Regions from separate parts of the Homo sapiens genome. Here all the other regions are linked to region 3. Evidence: read pairs that join two places in POLR2A ChIA-PET (ENCODE). Cell type or tissue: OCI-LY7. All regions are shown on one strand.

Region 1 (8,000 bases), 80 kb before region 3:
ACTGTACTTTAAAATTTTGTATAATTTTTTATTATTGTATTGTTATTTTTAATTTTTTCTAATATTTTTCATCCGCAGTTGGTTGAATCCACAGGTGCGGAATCACAGATAGGGAAGGCCAACTGTATAATTAAAATATAAGCTTCATGAGGATAGGAACCTCTTCTGGCTTGCTCACCACTGTAACCCCAGCAGCTGAAACAATGAATAGCACAAATTTTAGTACCCAATAAATAGCTGAATAAATGAATGAGTGAATTTTAAGGTTCCTGTAACTTCTAATACAATGATTGGCATGTAGCAAATGTCTTTTTTCCTGTTTTACATAACTTTATCTTGTGTTACAATGAGAAAACTATACACAAGTTTTTTCTTAATATGTTTATATTTCACATAGGTGGTTTTCTGTAAATTTACTAAAATATCCTAATTTCAGCACTAACATACTTCCAAATCATATTTTATACATCTTCTGTCTCTGTACCATCACAGCTAGTCTAAGAAAAACAATAACACTCAATGATCTCATTTTATATTCCTGACCACTAACTCCGAGTAAGCCCTTGGTGCTGCCAATACACTTCCCTAATCTATTCCCTCTACCACTCTCCTAAAAAACTATTTCATCCCATCTCCCCTTTCTTCATTGTCCCTAATTTTGCTTCCTATCTGATCACAGCAGTAGTCAGATAGGAAGCAGTAACAAACAGAAAAGTGCCACAAGTGCCCACCATATATCTACCTACCTTCCTACCTGTGTCTGTTCCTATAGTCTGACTGCCTTCCTATCACAATATATAAACGATCTCTCCTTTCAACCTCTTCATTTAGGCAACTATCTCCTTTCTCTCTCACATCATCCATTTCTCATATTTCCTCTGAATAATGCCAATAAGCCTGAAAACAAAAACATACTATAATATCTCTCATGGAAGAAAATTCCTCTTAGCCGAGCAAGATGGCTCACGCCTGTAATCCCAGCAGTTGGGAGGCCAAGGCGGGCAGACCTCACTTGAGGTCAGATACTCAAGACCAGCTTGGCCAACGTGGTGAAACCCCATCTCTACCAAAAATATAAGAAATTAGCCAGGTGTGGTGGCGCATGCCTGTAATCCCAGCTACTCAGGAGGCTGAGGCAGGAGAATTGCTTGAACCCGGGAGGCAGAGGTTGCAGTGAGCCAAGATGGTGCCACTGCACTCCAGCCTAGGTGACAGAGCGAGACTCCGTCTCAAAAAAAAAGAAAAAAAAAAATTCCTCTTGACTCCACATCCTCCACCATCTTCCCATTTCTCTGTTCCTCTTCACAACAAAATTGTTAGAATTCTCTATATTGTCTATTCTCCCTGACCTCCAATCCTTGCTTTTTCTCTTGAACATACTGATTATACTTTCACTGCCACCCCTCCATAGAAACTGCTAGTCAAGGTCACCAACAACCTCCACATTGCTAAGAAGAATGATCAATTCTCAGTCCTCTCATCTTACCTGACCTATCAACAGAATTTGGCACAGCTAAACAGCTCCCTCGCTACCTCACTTGACTTACGGGATACCTTTTTTTTTTTTTTTTTTTTTTTGAGTCAAGGTCTCTCTCTGTCACCCTGGCCAGAGTGCAGTGGCACAATCATAGCTCACTGCAGCCTCAAAATCCTGGGCTCAAGTGATTCTCCTGCCTCAGACCCCAAGTAGCTATTCCAAGTAGCTAGAAATACAGGCATGTGCCACCATGTCCAATTTTTTTTCACTGTTTTAGAGACAGGGTCTCACTAGGTTGCCCAGGCTAGTCTTCAAGTCCTGGCCTCAAGCAATCCTCCGACCTCAGACTCCCGAGTAGCTGGGATGACAGGCATGAGTCACCGTGCCCAGCTCTGGGACTCCTCTCTTGATTGTTCTTCCTCACTGGCTACTACCCTCTGTCTCCTTTGCAGGTTCTTTCCTTCCTCCATGACCTTTAAATACTGGAGTGACGCAGGGTACCCGGACCTCTTCCTTTTTCTATCTACACTCAGTTCCCAAATGACCAGATCCAGTCTTACGGCTTTAAATTTCATCTAACATTGATGATTCACAAATTTCTATCTTCAGATAGAGACTAGCTGAGACCTCTTTCTGGAACTTCAGATTCACATATCTAAATGCTTACTTGACATACTGACTGGATTGTGTAATAGATAGGCACTTAACATGTTTAAAATCAATTCATCTTTGCCCACTGCCCCAAATCTATTCTTCCTACAGGTTTCATTTCAAAATATGGTAATTCCAAAGAGAAATATTTAGGCCAAAAATCTCTACCCATCCTTAATTGCTTTTTCTCTCAAACCCCTCATGTCCATTTGGTCAGCTAAGTTTGTCAGCTTTACCTTCAAAATGTATGCAGAATCTAACCAGTTGTCATTACTCTGACAGCTATTAGATCCAAGTGATGATAAATATGTGAATGGATTATTGCAATAGCTTTTTTTTTTTTTAAAGAAAGAGGTTTATTTAAAGGAATTGCTCACATGATTATGGAAGCTGGCCAGTCCCAAAATCTGCAGGGTGGGTCAGTGGCAGGCTGAAGACCCAGGAAGACCCAATGTTTTCATTCTGCTGGCAGACTTGCCTCTTACTGAGGAGAGGTCAATCTTTTGTTCTGTTAATGCCTTCAGTTGAGTAGATGAAGTTCCTCCCCAACATTATGGAGGGTGATCTGCTTAACTCAAAGTCCATTGATTTATTGATTTTTTAATATATTTAACTTTTATTCTAAGTTCAGGGGTACATGTGCAGGTTTGTTACGTGGGTAAACTTGTGTCATGGGGGTTTATTTCATCACCCAGGTATTAAGCCTAGTACCCATTAGTTATTTTTCCTGATTCTCTCCCTCTTCCCACCCTCCACCCTCCAATAAGCCCCAGTGTGTGTTGTTCCCCTCTATGTGTCCATGTGTTGTCATCATTTAGCTCCCATTTATATGTGAGAACATACAGTATTTGATTTTCTGTTCCTGCACTAGTTTGCCAAAGATAATGGCCTCCACTCCATCCATGATCCTGCCAAGTACATGATCTCATTTTTTTTTTGTGGCTCCATAGCATTTCATGATGTATATGTACTACATTTTCTTTATCCAGTCTACCATTGGTGGGCATTTAGGTTAATCCCATGTCTTTGCTATTGTGAATAGTGCTGCAATGAAGATACGCATGCATCTGTCTTTATGATTTATATTCCTTTGGGTATATACCCAGTAACGGGACTGCTGAGTCAAATGTTATTTCTGTTTTTAGGTCTTTGAGGGATGACCACAGTCTTCCACAATGGCTTAACTAATTTACACTCCCACCAATAGTGTATAAGCACTCCTTTCTCTCTGCAACCTTGCCAGCATCTTTTTTTTTTTTTTTTTGACTTTTTAATAGCCATTCTGAATGATGTGAGATGGTCTCACTGTGGTTTTGATTTGCATTTCTTGAATGATCAGTGATGTTGAGCTTTTCCTCATGATTGTTGGCTGCATGTATGTCTTCTTTTGAGAAGTGTCTGTTCATGTCCTTTACCCACTTTTTAATCATTTTTTTTCTCATAGATTTGCTTAAGTTCCTTACAGATGCTGACATTAGACCTTTGTCAGATGCATAGCTTGCAAAATGCAACATGCTTCTAACTGGTTCCTTGCTTCAACCCTCATATCTCTTCCAGTCTTCTCAATTCAGTTGCAGGGTGATCCTTTCAAAGCCTGATTCAGATCATGTCACTCCTCTGCTCAAAACCCTTTCGTAGGCTTCCTATCTCCCTCAAAGCAGAAGCCAAAATTTTTTAAATGGTCTAAAGATCCAATTTAATTTGTCCTAAAGTCCTCTCTACCTCTCTTCCATCGCCTACCAGTCTCCTCACTTAGTTCCAAGAAGGAGGTACAAAAGTTTCCCTTCTGGTGGAGATTGCAGTGAGCCGAGATTGCGCCACTGCACTCCAGCCTAGGTAACAGAGCAAGACTCTGTCTCAAAAAAAAATAAAAAAAATAAAAAAAAAAGAAGTTTCCCTTCTGTTTCTCAAACACAACAAAAATACTCTTTACCTTGGGACCTTTGCACTTACCATTCCGCTTGACAGAACACCCTTTCCCCAGATAATTGCATATCTTGCTCTTTCACTTCCTTCGTATCTTTGTCTAAACGTAATTTTACAGAAGAAGCATTTCCTAAAAAAAACACCTATCCCCCCACCACCCTCTACTCACATTCAGTATCCTATTTTATTCTCATACTCTTCTTACCACCTGGTGTACTATATATTTGTTGTGTACATCTTTCCATTGAAATTTGAACTCTACCAGGAAATAGACTTATCAGTTTGGTTCACTGCTATATCCCAGCACGTAGAACACTAGCTGGCATATAGTAGGTGTTCAATAAATATTTGTAGAATTAATTCCCTGACTTATGTGGGTTATATTTTACGAGCTTCAAATTGTCCCCTTTCTAGGCCGGGCTCAGTGGCTCACGCCTGTAATCCCAGCACTTTGGGAGGCCAAGGCAGGCAGATCACTTGAGGTCAGGAGTTTGAGACCAGCCTGGCCAACATGGTGAAACCCCGTCTCTACTAAAAAAAAAAAAAAATACAAAAATTAGCTGGGCATGGTGGCACGCTCCTGTAATCTCAGCTACTCAGGAGGTTGAGGCAGGAGAACTGTTTGAACACAGGAGGTGGAGGTTGCAGTGAGCCAAGACTGTGCCACTGCACTCCAGCCTGGGTGACAGACCAAGACTCTGTCTCGGGAAGGAAAAAAAAAAATCAAAAAAATTAGCTGGGCATGGTGGCACGTGCCTATCGTCCCAGCTACCCAGGAGGCTGAGGTGGGAGGATCACCTGAGTCTAGGAGGTCGAGGCTGCAGTGAGCCATGATCACAGCACTGTACTCTAGCCCGGGCAATCAAACAATAAGCTGGGTATGGTGGGACACACTTGTAGTCCTAGCTACTCCAGAGGCACTCCAGCCTGGCCAACAGAGTGACACTCTGTCTCAATCAATCAATCAATATTAAAAAATTAGCTGGGTGTGGTGGGACACACCTGTAGGCCTAGTTACTCTGGAGGCTGAGATGAGAAGATCACTTGAGCCCAAGTGTTCAACACTGGAGTGAGCTAGAATCGTGCCACTGCACTCCAGTCTGGGCAATAAAGAGAGACCCCCATCTCAAAAAACAGATGTAACAAAAAACCCACAACATTTTACAATTTGGAAAAAAAAAAAAAGAATTGCTTTTATATTCATTACTCACAAATGCATACATTTTAAATTTTCCCATTACAATTTTTGTAATGAAAGAATTCCATGTCTTAATATGTATAACTGCAAAATTTATATGTATAAATGAAGAATTTCAGCATTTTTCCAAAGAATTCTTTTTTTTTTTGAAACAGAGTCTCCCTGTCACCCAGGCTGGAGTGCAGTGGCGTGATCTCGGCTCACTGCAACCTCCGCCTCCCGGGTTCAAGCAAAGAATTCATTTTTTATCTGCACTTAATTCCCTTTCAAAACATTACAGAGAAAGGTCTGACAGAAACATGATTCTCATTTTAAAAATGAAAAAAAATTATAAAACTTAATCCAAGTGACACATATTATTACATAAATAGCAGAGTACCAATAAACTGAAAAGAGATTTGAAAACATTTATTTCCCCCCCTAAAAATGTATATGAGAAGAGAGAAATACTACATTTCCCTAACATGATCAAGGAGAAAAACGAACAGTATGCTTACAGGCATATTTTGAGAATCCATTTAGGTAGTAAAACTGGAAAATCATGATTGGCAAACCCCACATACCAAATTTAAGAGTTTCTAGTCAAGATAAACCCAAATTCTGAAGATATTTCACAACAGAGTGCTTTTTATCTGCTGAATGTAAACTGCTTGAAAAACAGTCCCTACAGCAGCTGCCAGAATGCTGTTTTTTGAACTTTCAAAGCAATGTTCATTGAGAATATCATTCTTTCAGCTTTTGGAAAAATATCTAAACAATCTAGGTTTTCCATCCAGGGGCAAGGATGCCATGTTGTAACACAACTTATTTTGGTTTCTACTACAATATATTCAACTTAAAATACATTTCCAAGGAAAAACACAGACCTAAGATTGCTAGAATCTCTTCACTCAAACAGGCAAACTCAATATTCATCTCACATGCAATTTTGGGATTTATGTTTTCAAATCTCTGGAACAATGTGGGACAGTCTGGTCCAAATTCAAAGGAAAGTAACACTGTACCTACAGCATTAAATACTTTTGCACAAATCATTACAGCATTAAGTAAACTCTTTAGAAAATTACTAACCATATGTTTTTTAAAAAGGAAATTACTAATTATATTAATAGGACATATACATTGTATAAAAACAAAGTATGATAATCTAACAATATGTTAAAAACTACCTACAAATTTACAAATACATATTCTCTACAAAATGAAGACCTCTATCCACCCCAACACCTGCCATTCTAATCCCACATCCAAGTAACAAACAGTGGATCTGATAAAAATTAACTAATACACTGTTATTAATATAGTGGTCTGGGCTGGGCGTGGTTGCTCATGCCTATAAATCCCAGCACTTTGGGAGGCTGAGGCGAGTGGATCACCTGAGGTCAGGAGTTCAAGACCAGCCTGGCCAACATGGTGAAACTCCATCTCTACTAAAAATACAAAAATTAGCCAGGTGTGGTGGCAGGTGCCTGTCATCCCAGCTACTCAGGAGGCTGAGGCAGAAGAATCACTTGAACCCAGGAGGCACAGGTTGCAGTGAGCCGAGATTGTGCCACTGCACTCCAGCCTGGGCAACAGAGTGAGACTCTGTCTCAAAAAAAAAAAAAAAATTATATATATATATATGCACACATATATATGTGTATATATATGTATATATATATGTATGTATGTATATGTATGTATGTGTATATATGTGTGCATATATATGTGTGTGTGTGTATATATATATGGGGGGAGAGAGAGAGAGAGAGAGTGTGTGTGTGTGTTGGTGGCGAAGGTCTGGTCTGAGATACAGAACTACTCTGGAAGACAACTATGTTTGGAAATCATTTTATATGTAAATACCCCATCTATTTTCAGGGGTAGAAAGGGAATAGCCATGCTTTGATGGAACACTATTCAGCAAAACAATATAAAATCAACCAAATTTTTTAAAGTACTACAAATGAGTCCTCACAGTGAATTTAGCATCAGTAAAAGTAATAAAATACTTACTGAGTTCTTAGCATGTACAAAGCTCTATGCCAAATGTTTTACATATATTATCTCATTTAAGGCTCACAATCAGCATGCGGTAGTTACTATTATTATTCCCTTTTTAGACATGAAAAGACAGGCTAATGGCCAATAAAAGGCAGAAACAGGTCTGTTTCGCTCCTCTTAACCACTATGCTTTGCTGCCTCCCAAAGATCATCTTTAGGCTGGGCGTGGTGGCTCACACCTGTAATCACAGCACTTTGGGAGGCCGAGGCGGGTGGATCATGAGGTCAGGAGTTTGAGACCAGCATGGCCAATATGGTGAAACCCCGTCTCCACTTAAAAAAAAAAAAAATTGGCCAGGCGTGGTGGTGTGCACCTGTAGTCCTAGCTACTCGGGAGGCTGAGGCAGAAGAATCACTTGAACCTGGCAGGCAAAGGTTGCAGTGAGCCCAGATCGCACCGCTGCACTCCATTCAGCCTGGATGACAGAGCGAGACTCCGTCTCAAAAAAAAAAAAAAAAGAAAAGATCATCTTTAGTCTCGATCTTATTATTTCTCTCTGCTACATTTGGCATATTTGCTACGTTTGAAACTCTTTGGTTTCTATGATACATTCTACTGGTTCTCCCAACACCTCTCCAACCATTTCATCATTTCCTTTATGGATTCATCATTCTTAATCTATTCCTTCATTCATTCAACAAATGTTTTCTGAGAGCCTCAAAATATGTTTTGAGAATTGTGACACACACTGTAGATACCGT
Region 2 (8,000 bases), 280 kb after region 3:
ACTAATCCTGTTCTTCTCTCCTCTAATCCCCGGGGGCCAAGCTGGGGAGGGATGTGGAGGGGAAAAAGATGACAGAGAAGTGGACTCCAAACCTCATTTTAGTTGTAGAAGAAAATTTCTTACAAAACAAATTCCACAAAGAACACCCTATATGACCACAGCTGCAGATCAGTTCTTAGCAATGATGTTTTTTTTTCTGCTTTGCAAGGCGCTAGAATCTTTTATTTTACTTTATTTTTTTTGAGGTGGAGTTTCGCTCTTGTTGCCCGGGCTGGAGTGCAATGGTGAGATCTCAACTCACTGCAACCTCTGCCCTCCAGGTTCAAGTGATTCTCCTCCCTCAGCCTCCCAAGTAGCTGGGATTACAGGCACCCACGAGCATGCCCGGCTAATTTTTTGTATTTTCAGTAGAGATGGGTTTCACCATGTTGGCCAGGCTGGTCTCGAATTCCAGACCTCAGGTGATCCACCCGCCTCGGCCTCCCAAAGTGCTGGGATTACAGGTGCGAGCCACCGTGCCCGGCCTCTGGTTTTGTTTTGTTTTTTTTTTTTAATGGGGGACAAAAGAGAGGGAAAGACCCCTATAAATCTATATATAACAATGTAACCATATACTTGCATGTCTAATACAAACTGAAGAAATTAGCCTAACTGCCAATATCAAGTTGCAGATTTTAATCCATGGAAATTGTGTTTTGTGCTGAATTGTATTTGCTGATTACCTGAAATTGGCTTCTTTTTATTGGGCTTCTCTGGAGAATTTCTCCCACTCCCCACCTCTGCAGAAGAAAATTTTGCTCTTATAAAACCTCATGTTTTCATCATTCCCATCTTTTCTTTTTATTGCCTCTTATATCTCTGCTCTTTGACCTCAAGGTCTAGAGGTCTGCAGTAAGCCAAGAAACAAAGGTGGGGTGGATGAGGCAAGGTTTGCAGGAGAAAGAGGAATTGAGAAATGGGGTATTTTTGCTATCAGCTCTTCTGCTATGAAGTAGTAAAAGGCAGTCTATAATTAACTGACAGACCTAACTGAAGCACAGAGAATACATCAGACTTATGCATCCAAGACATCAGAACTTGGATTTTATCAAACTTGATGACTTCTCTAAAAGGAGCTTTGGAAACTTCAAATTCAGCTATAGGATAGTACCAATGAACACATCCAGCTGATCCCAAAAGCTGTTTTCAGGTATAAGGACAAGGAGAGGAGACAAGTGACGACAGCCATTCCCCTTTGCAGCTATCTACTGTAGTGACAGCCATTTCTTGGTTGATGGGTTGGAAGTCATCAGAGGTTTGAAGAATTACACTGGCCTTTGTTTTTCTGGAAATGCCGACCATGGAGATGCTTTAGAGTCTTCTCAAATAGCTTAGATGTTGTAATGAGGTTAGCTTTGCTTCATAAAACAGGGGCCCTCAGAAGTTCTCCTTAAATTTTTCAATAAAAATTTAGCTCTTAAAAAAATAACAGTGTGACTGAGTGAATGAAGATAAGTTGGATTCTTTCAGAGCATTCTTTTCCTCAAAACGAGCTGCATAATTCTTGGAATTTATGTCTTACCACATGGTGGAGGGATGGAGGAACTACAGGATGCAATTCTTCTTCTACCAATGGGCAATAGAGGTTGAGAGAGATTCAGCATCTTTCTGGGATTAGAATTCAAGTCTCTTTACTCCTACAGCAGCTGTGTCTCCAACGTTGAGACTTTGCAGATGGCACAGACTCCATGGATAATAGGTAAACTTGGGGCCGGGCGCAGTGGCTCACGCCTGTAATCCCAGTATTTTGGGAGGCCGAGGTGGAAAGATCGCTTGAGCCCAGGAGTTCAAGACCAGCCTGGGCTACATGACGAAACTCCATCTCTATCAAAAATACAAAAAATTAACTAGGTGTGGTGCTGCACGCCTGTGGTCCCAGCTATTCAGGAGGCTGAGGTGGGAGGATCATTTGAGCCCAGAGGTAGAGGCTGCAGTGAGCCATGATCATGCCACTGCACTCTGGGCTGGGTAACAGAGTGAGATCCTGTCTCAAAAATTAATTAATTAATTAATTAAAATAAACTAGGTAAACTTGGATAGGCAGTAGATATTTTTGCCCACCTGAGGAGGAACTCAGTCAAGCTGTTGCTTAACAGCTTGATCCAGGGCGTGAAAGGTTAGTTGAGACTGAAGTGTTCACTTCCATAGAAGAACATCACTTTTAACCTTGCTTTGGCGAAGGGAGTCGGAAAGCTGAGTCTCTATGGACGGGGGGGTGATCTTGCTTTCAGTGTTCCCTCAGCTTTTGTGGATTTAAAACCATTCTGCTCCCCCTAAACCTTTTGTTTGATTTCAGCCCATGTTCTTGACAATGCAGAGCAATTCTGAGCAGTCACAAAGCCTACTCTCTGTTCTTGTCCCTGCCAACCCCCACCCCCCATAATCTGACTCACAACTTCACCATCAGTTGGGGTCATACCACTAGTCTCTGTCCTATACCCCATGAAATGTAAATACTGTATCATAAGTAGAAGAAAATAATTTTTGTTTTCTAAAAATGCATTTTGAGATAGTTTAATGTAAATCTGACAGGAGCATTCTGAAGCCCCATTAGGAAAAAATTTAAATGGTTCCTCTTCATCGCCTTAATGTCTAAAGATCAGAAATCGCTGAGCAAACCCGCTTTTGTTTCCTTCCCAGAAACAATGCAAAACAACAGGTGGAGATAGTCTGGTCTTTGCCCTGCTGTGTGTGCCTCTGTAGCTCCTCCTGACAAACGTCTGGGAAAACAGCCTCACCCCACTCTCCTCTCTCTTCCCCATTTCCTTGTAGCTTTATTCCTTGCATCTTTGGGTCTACTGAGCAGTGGGTGCTGAGGTGACAGGGGAGGAACCAGTTGTTCTGTAGCCTAGGAACTGCCTCAGTGTCTTTGCCAGAAAAAGGCAAAGAGGCGGACAGTGCAGGGCTCCTCCCTCCTACCTCAGGCCTGATCCATCGTGCCCTTGACTTTGCCGTCTCAAAGTTTCTTAGCTGACTTTGGCTTTCACATTTGTTCTTTCCAGAGCTAACTGATAAGAGTGGAGGAGGAATGCCTTCTCCTAAGAGTCAGTTGAAAGAAAGACAAGAGAGTCACATCTTAGCTTTTGCACAAGGCATTCGTGGTCAGGAATAGGTTAGGGAATGGTCACTTCTGATTTTCCAACAGTTGCTCCTTCTCTGAAGAGATCTTGATTCCTTTGGGAAGACAAGAATTTTTCTTAATAACAAAGGTCCCTTTATGAGTTATTCCTTCTTTCAGTTCATCTCACTGGAGCACAGCCAAGATGGACATGTTTATGGACAGTGCTCTAGATGTGAAAACAGATAGAACTGGTTTGTGGGACAGGGGCAGCTTGCTCAGGAGAGGGAATAACGCAGGTCCCTTTTCTTGGAAGGCTTGTACTATGGCCATGACAGTGACATTGCCCTCACCATGATCCCTCTCCAAAGTGGTTGTCTTTCTTTACCTTGTGTCTTCTCTTGTAAAAATGAAACTCAAAAATAAAATAAATGTGTCAAATTTTGAAAAAAAAAGAAAACTGAAAAAGCTAACATGAATTGTGTGAAATTGCATAATGCTGTAATGCTAATCTACAATATGTAATGCTATCTTGTATGTTGAATTTGTTAATGCACCACACAAGTGCAAAATAAAGACTGATTCACATTACATAGGCACAGTGATGTCAGCCTGATTCTCTGGAAAGCTGGAGGACTCTCAGTGAGGTTAACACTCAGACTCCAAAAGGATGTTCTAGGGTGTGTTTTCCAAACTGTGGTCCCCAGACCACTTGATTCAGAATCATCTGAGGCACTTGTTTAAAAATGCAGATTCCAGGCTCCCATCCTAGATACTCTCATTTGACAAGTGAGTTGGTTTGCTGCTTGCTGTAGTTAGGACTTCTGGTCTTTCTGTTTTCCTCTTGAAATGTAATTTCTGAGACCATCACTACCAGAGGGAGAGATGATGGTTCGTAGTGCTGAGAATCAATCTGCCCCTTTAATTGGAAATATTTATCCCAAAAAGCAATCCTGAGACAGGCCAATTCTGTTCCCTCATTCATTCATTTACTTTTTTTTTTTTTTTTTTTTTTTTTTAGACAGTCTCGCTCTGTTGCCCAGGCTGGAGTGCAGTGGCTCAATCTCGGCTCACTGTAACATCCGCCTCCTGGGTTCCAGCGACCTCAAGCAGCTGGGACTACAGGTGCGTGCCACCAAGTTTGGCTAATATTTGTATTTTTAGTAGAGATGGGGGTCTCACCATATTGGCCAGGCTGGCCTGAAACTCCCGGCCTCAAGTTATCCTTCTGCCTTAGCCTCCCAAAGTGCTGGGATTACAGGCGTGAGCCACCGCACCCGGCCTCAAGGCCTGTCAGGAGCTATGAAGGATCTCCCTAGACCTGAACATGGGAGGATGTGGGGCTGAGGCTTCTGTAGTCACTGTGCCCCAGAGAGGAGAGAGCCTGAGAATGGAGCCTGCACAGAAGTACAGCTAAAACAGGGGGAGAGAGAAATCAGACTCCATGACATCTTTGACCTCAGATGAAGCCGTGTCTTCAGACAGATCTGAGCCTTCTCAGTTCCAAGGCTTAATAAATTACCTTTTTCTTTTCTTTTTTTTTTTTTTTTGAGATGGAGTCTGGCTTTGTCGCCGAGGCTGGAGTACAGTGGCGCAATCTTGGCTCACTGCAAGCTCTGCCTCCCGGGTTCACCCCATTCTCCTGCCTCAGCCTCCTGAGTAGCTGGGACTACAGGCGCCCGCCACTACGCCCGGCTAATGTTTTGTATTTTTAGTAGAGACGGAGTTTCACTGTGTTAGCCAAGATGGTCTTGATCTCCTGACCTTGTGATCCACCCACCTCGGCCTCCCAAAGTGCTGGGATTATAGGCGTGAGCCACTGCGCCCAGTCAAATTATCTTTTTCTTTATGCAGCTTGCACTGGGTTATGAAAGTTTAATTTCTGAGTGAAACATTAAATGGCAAAAGTTAATGTTTGATGTTTGGCTTGAATAATTTTCTTTCTTTCTTTCTTTCTTTTTTTTTTTTTTTGAGACAGAGTCTTGCTCTGTTGCCCAGGCTGGAGTGCAGTGGCGTGATCTCGGCTCACTACAAACTCCACCTTCCAGGTTCAAGCGATTCTCCTGCATCAGCCTCCTGAGTAGCTGGGACTACAGGAGGGCGCCACCATGCCCGGCTAATTTTTATATTTTTAGTAGAGACAGGATTTCAACATGTTGGTCAGGCTGGTCTCAAACTCCTGACTTCGTGATCCACCCGCCTCAGCCTCCCAAAGTGTTGGGATTATAGGTGTGAGCCACCACACCCAGCCATAATTTTTTTTTTCAACTTTCATTTTAGATTCAGGGGGGACACATGTGCAGGTTTTTGTTATCTGGCTTTATTGAGTGATGCTGGGATTTGGGATCCTAATGATCCTGTCACCTAGATACTTAGCATAGTACCCAGTTGTTCGTTTGTTTGTTTTAAAACAGTCACTCTATTGCCCAGGCTGGAATAGAGTGGCGCAATCATGGCTCACTACAGTCTCGACCTCCTGAGTTAAATTGATCCTCCTACCTCAGCCTCCCACATAACTGAGACTGGTGCACACCACCATACCTGGCTAATTTTTTTTTTTTTTTTTCTTGAGACAGAGTCTCACTCTATTGCCCAGGCTGGAGTGCAGTGGCACGATCTCGGCTCACTATAAACTCTGCCTCCCAGGTTCAAGCAATTCTTGTGCCTCAACCTCCTGAGTAGCTGGGATTACAGGCACGCACCACCTTGCCCGGCTAATTTTTGTATTTTTAGTAGAGATGAGGGTCTCACCATATTGGCCAGGATGGTCTTGAACTCCTGACCTCAGGTGACACACCTGCCTCGGCCTCCCAAAGTGCTGAGATTACAGGCTTGAGCCACTGTGCCCGGCCACCTGGCTAATTTTTAAATTTTGTTTTGTAGAGATGTGGCCCTCACTATCTTGGGAAGGCTGGTCTTTTTTTTTTTTCCGGGAGACAGAGTCTTGCTCTGTTGCCCAGGCTGGAGTGCAGTGGCATGATCTTGGCTCACAGCAACCTCCGCCTCCTGGGTTCAAGTGATTCTTGTGCCTCAGCCTCCTGAGTAGCTGGGATTGCAGGCATGCATCACCACACCCCGCTAATTTTTTTTTTTTTTTTTTTTGAGATGGAGTTTCACAATTGTTTCCCAGGCTGGAGCGCAATGGCACGATCTCGGCTCACCGCAACCTCCGCCTCCAGGTTCAAGCAATTCTCCCTGCCTCAGCCTCCCAAGTAGCTGGGATTACAGGCCCGCACCACTACGCCCGGCTAATTTTTGTATTTTTAGTAGAGACGGGGTTTCTCTGGTCTTGAACTCCTGACCTCAGGTGATCCACCCACCTTGGCCTCCCAAAGTGTAGGCCGATAGTTTTTAAACCCTCCCCCTTCTGGTAGTCCCCAGTCTCTATTGTTGCCGTTTCTGTGTCCATAAGTACTCAATGTTTAGCTCCCTCTTACTAGTAAGAACATGCAGTACTTGGTTTTCTGTTCCTGTGCTTAGGATAATGGCCTCTCATTCATTTATTAGTCAACAAATATTTATTTGAGTGTCTACTATGTGCCAGGCACTACAGATACAATACATTGGTGAACAAGAGTGCTGTTCTTGTAGAGTGTAGCAGAGGACAATATTAATCAAATAATTACACTAATAAATATATGATTACAAATTAGGAAATGCTCTAAAAGAAAAGAAACACAGGCCGGGTGCGGCGGCTCATTCCTGTAATCCCAGGACTTTGGGAGGCCAAGGCGGGCGGATCACCTGAGGTTGGGAGTTGGAGACCAGCCTGACCAACACGGAGAAACCCTGTCTCTACTAGAAATACAAAATTAGCTGGGCGTGGTGGCACATGCCTGTAATCCCAGCTACTTGGGAGGCTGAGGCAGGAGAATCGCTTGTACCTGGGAGGCAAAGGTTGCGGTGAGCCGAGATTGCGCCATTGCACTCCAGCCTGGGCAACAAGATCAAAACTCCATCTCAAAAAAAAAAAAGAAAGAAAGAAAGAAAAGAAACACAGGAAAATGCAACACTCTAGGGTAATATACTGGGGGTAATATGACCCTTGCAACTGCTCTTTGTGGATTTCTCTACATGCCTTAAAGTCTGGAGTGATTCACTTTTCATATTTTCTGTTCTGTGTAATTTATCCTCCCTGTGAGAGGAAGAGAGAATGGAAGGAGAATCAATTCCTGCTCTTTAAAAGTTTCAGTGAAGGAACTACAAAATATTTTCAAATTATAAACTAATATAAGCACATTATAAGAAAACTGGAGCAGGGCGCAGTGGCTCACGCCTGTAATCCCAGCACTTCGGGAGTCCGAGGCAGGCGGATCACAAGGTCAGGAGATCGAGACTATCATGGCTAACATGGTGAAACACTGTCTCTACTAAAAATACAAAAAAATTAGCCAGGCATGGTGGCATGCACCTGTAGTTCCAGCTACTTGGGAGGCTGAGACAGGAGAATCACTTGAACCCGGGAGGTGGAGGTTGCAGTGAGCTGAGATTGTGCCACCGCACTCCAGCCTGGGCAACAGAGCGAGACTCCATTTAAAAAAAAAAAAAAGAAAACTGGAACCAGATGCAGTAGCTCACAGCTGTCATCCCAGCACCTTGGGAGGCTGGGGCAGGAGGATTGCTTGAGCCCAGGAGTTCAAGACCAGCCTGGGCAACAGGGAGACCTTGTCTCTACAAAAGTCAAAAACTTAGCTAGGCATGGTGGCGTGTACCTGAAGTCCTGGCTACCTGGGAGGCTGAGGTGGGACATCCCTTGAGCCCAAGAGTTCAAGCCTTCTGTAAGCCATCATAGTGCCACTGCACTCCAGCCTGGGTGACAGAGTAAGACCTTGTCTCAAGAAAAAAGAAAAAATTGGAAAATAGAGAAAAGAAAAAAATAGTCAAGATTCCAAAATCTTAATAA
Region 3 (8,000 bases):
ACTGCAGTAGCATAATCTCAGTTCAGTGCAACCTCCACCTCCTGGGTTTAAGCAATTCTCCTGCCTCAGCCTCCCGAGTAGCTGGGACTACAGGCACTGGCCACCATGCCCAGCCTTTTTTTTTTTTTTTTTTTTTTTTTTTTTTTTGTATTTTTAGTAAAGACGGGGTCTCGCCATGTTGGCCAGGCTGGTCTCGAACTCCTGGCCTTAAGTGATCCGCCTGCCTCAGCCTCCCAAAATGCTGGGGATTACAGGTGAGAACCACTGTGCCTGGCCAAGATACAACTTTTTTTTTTCTATTTTTTCTTCTTCTTCTTTCTTTTTCTTTTCAGACGGAGTCTCACTCTGTCTCCCAGGCTGGAGCGCAATGACATGATCTTGGCTCACTGCAACCTCCGCCTCCCAGGTTCAAGAGATTCTTCTGCCCCAGCCTCCCGAGGAGCTGGGACCACAGGCGCGTGCCACCACTGCCAGCTAATTTTTGTATTTTTAATAGAGATGGGGTTTCACCATGTTGGCCAGGTTGTTCTCAAATCCTGACCTCAGGTGATCGCCTGCCTCAGCCTCCCAAAGTGCTGGGATTACAGGTGTGAGCCATCGTACCCAGCCTTTTTTTTTGTAGCAACAAGATCTCACTATGTTACCCAGGCTTGTTTTGACCTCCTGGGCTCAAGTGATCCACCTGCCTCAGCCTTCCAAAGTGCTGGGATTACAGGCATGAGCCACTGCAGCCGGCCCAGATCCAATATTTTATATTTATTTATTTTTTGAGACAGAGTCTCCATCTGTCGCACAGGCTGGAGTGCAGTGGCCCCATCTTGGCTCACTGCAACCTTTGCCTGTCGGGTTCAAGCAATTATCCTGCCTCAGACTCCTGAGTAGTTGAGATTACAGGCACGCGCCACCTCGTCCTGCTAATTTTGTGTTTTTAGTAGAGATGGGGTTTCACCATGTTTGCCAGGCTGGTCTCGAACTTCTGACCTCGTGATCCGCCCGCCTTGGCCTCCCAAAGTGCTGGGATTACAGGTGTGAGCCACCACACCCAGCCAGATCCAATATTTTAAAAGGATAATCAACATAAATGAATTTAGGTTTTTTGTTTGTTTGTTTGAGTTGGAGTCTTTCTCTGTCACCAGGCTGGAGTGCTATGGCGCGATCTTGGCTCACTGCAACCTCCGACTCCCTGGTTCAAGAGATTCTCCTGCCTCAGCCTCTCAAGTAGCTGGGATTACAGGCACGTGCCACCACGCCCAGATAATTTTTGTATTTTTAGTAGAGACAGGGTTTTCACTATGTTGGCCAGGATGGTCTCGAACTCCTGACCTTGTGATCCGCCTGCCTCGGCCTCCCAAAGTGCTAGTATTACAGGTCTGAGCCACCGCGCCTAGCCGAGTTTAGGTTTATTTGAGGAATGCAAGATAGTATTACATGATAATCTAACGATGTAATTTATTCATTAGCACAACAAAGGAAGGATAAAATAATGTAATTATCTTGGTTTGGAGAAAGCTGTAAAAAACATTCAAATCTATTCATGATCAAAACTCTTAGCAAATCAGGACAGAGAACTTCCTTAAACTGTCAGAGTATCTATAGAAACTTTTCAGCCCACATCATACTTAGAAAAGTGAAATAGTAGCCGGGCATATTGGCTCACGCCTGTAATCCCAATATTTTGGGAGGCCGAAGTGGGCAGATCGCTTGAGCTCAGGAGACCAGCCTGGGCAAGATGGTGAAACCCCTTCTGTACAAAAAATACAAAAATTAGCCGGGTGCAGTGGCCTATGCCTGTAATTGCAGCTACTTGGGAGGCTGAGGTGGGAGGATCGCTTCAGCCCAAGAGGTTGAAGCTTCAGTGAGCCGGGAGATTGCACCACTGCACTCCAGCCAGGGCAAAGAGAGTGAGACAGTCTCAAAATAAATAAACAAAACTAAATATAATACATGTGAAAATACAAAGAGCTCAGAAGAGATAAGAGCATCTAACCTTTATTTCTTGAAAAAATTTCAAACCTACAAGAATGCTCAGAGAGTACTGCAAAAGAACACCTATAATCTTCACCTAGATTCAATTAACATTTTGTCACTTTTTAAAATTTTGAGACAGGGTCTCCCTCTGTCTCTGGCTGCAGTGCAGTGCTCCAATCATGGTTCACCGCAGCCTCTAATTCCTGCGCTGAAGCGATCCTCTCACCCTAGCCTCTGGTTAGGACTACAGATGTGGGCTGCCTAGCTAATTTTTTGAAAAATTCTTTTATAGAGAGGATAGGGGGAGGGGGAGTCTCACTACATTGTCCAGTCTACCCTCACATTCTCGAATTTCTGGACTCAAGCGATCTTCCTGCCTCAGCCTCACCAAAACGTGGGAATACAGGCGTGAGCCTCTGCGCCCAACCAATATTTGCCTTATCTCTTTTTTTTTTTTTTTTTTTTTGAGATGGAGTCTGGCTCTGTTGCCCAAGGTGGAGTGCAGTGGCGCGATCTCGGCTCACCGCAAGCTCCGCCTCCCGGGTTCACGCCATTGTCCTGCCTCCGCCTCCCAAGTAGCTGGGACTACAGGTCGCGCCCGTCACCACGCCCGGCTAATTGTTAGTATTTTTAGTAGAGACGGGGTTTCACCGTGTTAGCCAGGATGGTCTCGATCTCCTGACCTCGTGATCCACCCGCCTCGGCCTCCCAAAGTGCTGGGATTACAGGCTTGAACCGCGGCGCCCGGCCTTTTTTATTTTTATTTTTATTTTTTTATTTTTTATTTTTTAGAGAGGAGTTTTGCTCTTGTTTCCCAGGCTGGAGTGCAGTGGCGTGATATCGGCTCACTGCAACTTCCACCTCCCAGGTTCAAATGATTCCCTGACTCAGCCTCCTGAGCAGCTGGGAGTACAAGGGCCCGCCACCACGCCCGGCTACATGTTTTGTATTTTTAGTAGAGACCGGGGTTTCATCATGTTAGCCAGGCTGGTCTCAACCTCCTGACCTCAGTTGATCCTCCTGCCTCGGCCTCCCAAAGTGTTGGGATTACAGGCGTAAACTACCGCACCCGGCCCTTGCCTTGTTTCTAAATACACACAAGAATGTTAATCATAGCACCTAATAGCCCAAAAATTGGAAACAATCCCAAAAGCTATTATCAGCAGTATATATATATATATATATATATATATTTTTTTTTTTTTTTTTTTTGAGACAGAGTCTCGCTCTGTCGCCCAGGATGGAGTGCATTGGCGTGATCTCGGCTCACTGCAAGCTCCGCCTCCCGGGTTCACGCCATTCGCCTGCCTCAGCCTCCCGAGTAGCTGGGACTACAGGCGCCCGCCACCACGCCCAGCTAATTTTTTTTTGTATTTTTAGTAGAGATGGGGTTTCACCGTGTTAGCCAGGATGGTCTCGATCTCTTGACCTCGTGATCTGCCCGCCTCAGCCTCCCAAAGTGCTGGGATTACAGGCGTGAACCACCGCGCCCAGCCTATTCTTTCTTTAGAATAGATCAGTGGTGGCGTATTCATACAATGGACTATTCCGCAGTGATGAAAATGAATTATAGATATTTGCAAAAATATGAATTACATAAACCATATTGAGCAAAAGACGCCAACAGATACATACTCTCTTTACATAAGGTGTTAGATACACAGAGATAGATAAATACGTGTAAATGATAGAGATATGATAGCTAAGCCAGTCCACAGGTTATTAGTCGTGGTCCACGTGACTTCTGAAGAGATGAAGGGGCATGGGAGGCTTTAGGGGAGCTTCCGCTTTTCTGGCAAGGTTTTCTTTTTGCCCGGGGAGCTATCAGCCAGCGGAGAGATCTGTGAGAAGGGATAAGACCTCAAGACAAGTAGGAAGCAGAGCCTTCCACGGCCCGCGCCCTGGCGGCCCCAAGTCAGCGGCGGAGACGGCGCCCACCCCGCTCCAACGTGGAGCAGGAGCAACGGCGTGGCCCGTGGAGCCCCGCCCCTCACAGGCAACCACAGAGAAGCCGGACTGGGCCACGTCTAGGAAGAGGTAGGAAGGGATCGGCGCATCGTTTCTCCAATGGGAAAGGATGTGTTTGCGGGCCAATAAGTAGCCGAGAATAACACCCGCCCACGCGCCTGCCAAGCCAATCGGCTAGGAGCAGCGAGCGGCGCGGCTGAGGCGCGGCGGCCCCGTGGAGCAGCGCAGTATGGCGGGCGGGGCCCGGGAGGTGCTCACACTGCAGTTGGGACATTTTGCCGGTTTCGTGGGCGCGCACTGGTGGAACCAGCAGGTGAGGTCAGCCGGCAGCTGCCCCCGAGGAGCCCTTCGGGATCTACAGTCCCGACGTTCAGCCGGCCTGCCTCGTCCTCTCTGCTTCCCCAGGATGCTGCGCTGGGCCGAGCGACCGATTCCAAGGAGCCCCCGGGAGAGCTGTGCCCCGACGTCCTGTATCGTACGGGCCGGACGCTGCACGGCCAGGAGACCTACACGCCGCGACTCATCCTCATGGATCTGAAGGGTGAGGTGGTGGCAGAGTTAGCCGATGCCCCTTATTTCCCTTCCGCGTGCCTAGTCCTTGCGCTGCCGTTATCTTCAAGACCCTCCCACCTTACCGAGCTCCAGGACCGGAGATGAGGAGCTGAGCACAACATGCCAACACTCGAGGGGCCCACGACAGTTGCTCAAGAGCCATTTCGGGAATAGGCTGCTAGGCCCTGGAGACAGTGAGGACTTGAACTGCAGCACTCCTGTCAGACCCCTGGATGTGGTTCCCCCCGCGTCCCACAGCTAATGACTAAGCTGGGAACCGAAAGATGGAATCTAGATTCTCCTAAGCCAAGGTTTTTCCCCCAACTAGTGTATATCCCAGAAAGCTTGGAAGAGCCAAGTGCTGGAGAGATGGTGACAGCAGGTTGTCAGGTGATCAGAGGAAGGTTAGCTAGAGGGGAAGGGTGCCCAGGCTTTGACCTAACATTGTCTCTGTTATTTCTGTACAGGTAGTTTGAGCTCCCTAAAAGAGGAAGGTGGACTCTACAGGGACAAACAGTTGGATGCTGCAATAGCATGGTGTGTAACTGATGTATGGATAAGGGTGGGGATCGTGTATGTACGCAGAACGCTGGATAACTCTGATCAGAGTGCAGTTTCTTTGATCAATCTCCAAACTCTTTCAGGCAGGGGAAGCTCACCACACACAAAGAGGAACTCTATCCCAAGAACCCTTATCTCCAAGACTTTCTGAGTGCAGAGGTGAGGGCCTCTGTCCTGAACTTTTTAACCCGGTGCCACAACCCGAGGGTCTCCATAGGGGCAGGTAAACGGGGATTTTAATCATTTTAAGTGTCTTAGAATGATATTTTGGGAAAAAGCACTCCTTTTCCTAAGGACTGCGACTCGGTGAACAGAAAGGAGGCTATGCGGTGTGGCCAGCCAACTCAAGGAGGACGAAGCAACCTTTGCCTCTAAACTGCCTGGAACTAAATGTCGATTTTTCTGACCCCTCCCAGGGAGTGCTGAGTAGTGATGGTGTCTGGAGGGTCAAATCCATTCCCAATGGCAAAGGTGAGACTTCTCCAGATACTGATGGATGGGGGCTTGGGTAGAGCAGAAACATGGAGAAAGGTACATTTCCTCTGCTTGTCTTCAGGTTCCTCACCACTCCCCACCGCTACAACTCCAAAACCACTTATCCCTACAGAGGCCAGCATCAGGGTCTGGTCAGACTTCCTCAGAGTCCATCTCCATCCCCGGAGCATCTGTATGATTCAGAAGTACAACCACGATGGGTATGGGGACCCCAGAGGCTTTGAGGCAAGAAACATGGGTCCCCACCAATGCAGGATGAGGCTCTTGAGGCCATCTTCCCTGCCCTTCCCCAGGACAAGAGGCTGAGGAGTTGAGGGAAGAGATGTAAGTCTTGGATCATGTTTACTTGTGGCAGGGAAGCAGGTCGGCTGGAGGCTTTTGGCCAAGGGGAAAGTGTCCTAAAGGAACCCAAGTACCAGGAAGAGCTGGAGGACAGGCTGCATTTCTACGTGGAGGAATGTGACTACTTGCAGGTAGTGGCGTGGCAATGTGCACTCCAGGGTGGAAGCTCTTCTCATCCTGCTAACTATCTTTTGTCACTCACCCCCGTCCAGGGCTTCCAGATCCTGTGTGACCTGCACGATGGCTTCTCTGGGGTAGGCGCGAAGGCGGCAGAGCTGCTACAAGATGAATATTCAGGGCGGGGAATAATAACCTGGGGCCTGCTACCTGGTCCCTACCATCGTGGGGTGAGTGGAACTTAGAGAAGTAAACAGTCACACAGTGGGGAGGGAGAAATCAGAATCCCAGTGGGAGAGCTGCTTAATACAAACTACTCTTTCTTCACCAGGAGGCCCAGAGAAACATCTATCGTCTATTAAACACAGCTTTTGGTCTCGTGCACCTGACTGCTCACAGCTCTCTTGTCTGCCCCTTGTCCTTGGGTGGGAGCCTGGGCCTGCGACCCGAGCCACCTGTCAGCTTCCCTTACCTGCATTATGATGTAAGTCTCGGTGCTCTTGTTCTGACTGCGGCAGGCTACAGGGCCTCCTCATGCTCCCAGTCAGCCGCTGTCTGTTACTGGCTCTGTTCTTGAGGCCCGAGCTTGAACTCAGCTGTGATGTGGCCTCTCAGATCACACTGTCCTATGCTTGTCCAGCCTGGGGTCAAACATACCCCTGATTCGTCCCCTGGGTCTCTCTGGTGTTAATATTCTGCCTCCACACATTCTTTTCCAGGCCTGAGGCCAAGTGCCCATCTTGGTGTCTTCTTACAGGCCACTCTGCCCTTCCACTGCAGTGCCATCCTGGCTACAGCCCTGGACACAGTCACTGTTCCTTATCGCCTGTGTTCCTCTCCAGTTTCCATGGTTCATCTGGCTGACATGCTGAGCTTCTGTGGGAAAAAGGTATGAAGCTTTGTAAGGGGTTGGGTCAGTGCTGAGAAAATGTCCTATAACGTGTTCTCTTCCATCTCTTTAGGTGGTGACAGCAGGAGCAATCATCCCTTTCCCCTTGGCTCCAGGCCAGTCCCTTCCTGATTCCCTGATGCAGTTTGGAGGAGCCACCCCATGGACCCCACTGTCTGCATGTGGGGAGCCTTCTGGAACACGTTGCTTTGCCCAGTCAGTGGTGCTGAGGGGTATAGACAGAGCATGCCACACAAGGTGAGAGCTGTTGGTCCTTAGGAGTCCTTGTCAGATTTTTGTCTCATATCCATCTTCCCCTAATTTCTCTGGGGCATTCTAATGATACTGTTCCCTCCCCACCCCTTAAAAAGGAAAAAAAAAAGGGCTTTGAATATCTTGATCCAGCTGATGGCCTGAGAACATAAGAATTCTGTTTCTTATTCATGCAGCCACAGACTAATGGTGGTTTTGGCTTTGTTCTGGCAGCCAGCTCACCCCAGGGACACCTCCACCCTCTGCCCTTCATGCATGTACCACTGGGGAAGAAATCTTGGCTCAGTATTTACAACAGCAGCAGCCTGGAGTCATGAGGTCAGTGTAACGGTTGCTCCTGCCCTTCTTGCCAACCGCAACCCTCCCTTGACTTCTTACGCACTTAATGGCTGTTCTCTGCCCCCACAGTTCTTCCCATCTGCTGCTGACTCCCTGCAGGGTGGCTCCTCCTTACCCCCACCTCTTCTCAAGCTGCAGTCCACCGGGTATGGTTCTGGATGGTTCCCCCAAGGGAGCAGGTATGTAGGAGGTGAAGAAAACTGAGATTTCAAGTATGGGAGAGTTTTTACTATCTCCATTCCTGGATTAAAAGTGCTGAAAAAGTCCACAGTTAAACATTCCTTTATTCACCCTATGGCTCCCAAGAAAAGCATTCTTCCTCTGGAGTACTGGTGTACTAAGGGGACAATACACCAAATTTGTTGAGTTTACAATCAAGTCTACTAAGGTTGGACTTCCTTATCAGTTTGGCAGAGTCCCAGGGCAGAATAATCATCCATCTACAGGTCTCTGTTTCCTCTCCCTCCACAGCAGTGGAGAGCATCCCAGTGTTTGG

Evidence for each region. Peaks named below come from ENCODE experiments on the same cell type or tissue, not always from the same donor. Only the 100,000 strongest peaks of a DNase experiment are listed, where the experiment ranks them.
Region 1: POLR2A ChIA-PET joins it to region 3 with 14 read pairs; 5 of 35 experiments call an interaction of 5 or more read pairs at or near these places.
Region 2: POLR2A ChIA-PET joins it to region 3 with 12 read pairs; 2 of 35 experiments call an interaction of 5 or more read pairs at or near these places.

What each region holds. Positions count from the first base shown.
Region 1 is chr1:155,525,977-155,533,976 of GRCh38, forward strand. All of the region lies in intron 1 of ASH1L (ASH1 like histone lysine methyltransferase), which reads right to left. Among named protein-coding and RNA genes, the nearest start is that of ASH1L-AS1, 32 kb to the right of the region's middle. RefSeq lists an enhancer at 4,202-4,703. In OCI-LY7, no CTCF peak of the experiment used is centred here; DNase peaks (open chromatin) are centred at 3,475 and 4,115; H3K4me3 peaks cover 1,562 bases; H3K27ac peaks cover 2,775 bases.
Region 2 is chr1:155,881,504-155,889,503 of GRCh38, forward strand. SYT11 (synaptotagmin 11) reads left to right here. Exons shown (of 4, transcript NM_152280.5): 4 at 1-3,696. The coding sequence ends at 5. Among named protein-coding and RNA genes, the nearest start is that of RIT1, 26 kb to the right of the region's middle. In OCI-LY7, CTCF peaks have their summits at 1,586, 1,907, 5,224 and 5,425; DNase peaks (open chromatin) are centred at 958, 2,678, 3,868, 4,218 and 1 weaker place; H3K4me3 peaks cover 3,994 bases; H3K27ac peaks cover 5,685 bases.
Region 3 is chr1:155,606,084-155,614,083 of GRCh38, forward strand. It overlaps MSTO1 (misato mitochondrial distribution and morphology regulator 1), which reads left to right and starts at 4,135. Exons shown (of 14, transcript NM_018116.4): 1 at 4,135-4,249; 2 at 4,342-4,477; 3 at 4,956-5,025; 4 at 5,133-5,208; 5 at 5,466-5,520; 6 at 5,606-5,744; 7 at 5,900-6,017; 8 at 6,099-6,233; 9 at 6,335-6,487; 10 at 6,761-6,892; 11 at 6,966-7,150; 12 at 7,379-7,483; 13 at 7,574-7,683; 14 at 7,976-8,000. The coding sequence starts at 4,166. It overlaps LOC105371452 (a long non-coding RNA gene), which reads right to left and starts at 6,551. Exons shown (of 2, transcript XR_922171.2): 1 at 6,476-6,551; 2 at 3,526-3,809. RefSeq lists enhancers at 3,122-3,996, 3,997-4,871. In OCI-LY7, a CTCF peak has its summit at 1,681; a DNase peak (open chromatin) is centred at 4,015; H3K4me3 peaks cover 1,291 bases; H3K27ac peaks cover 783 bases.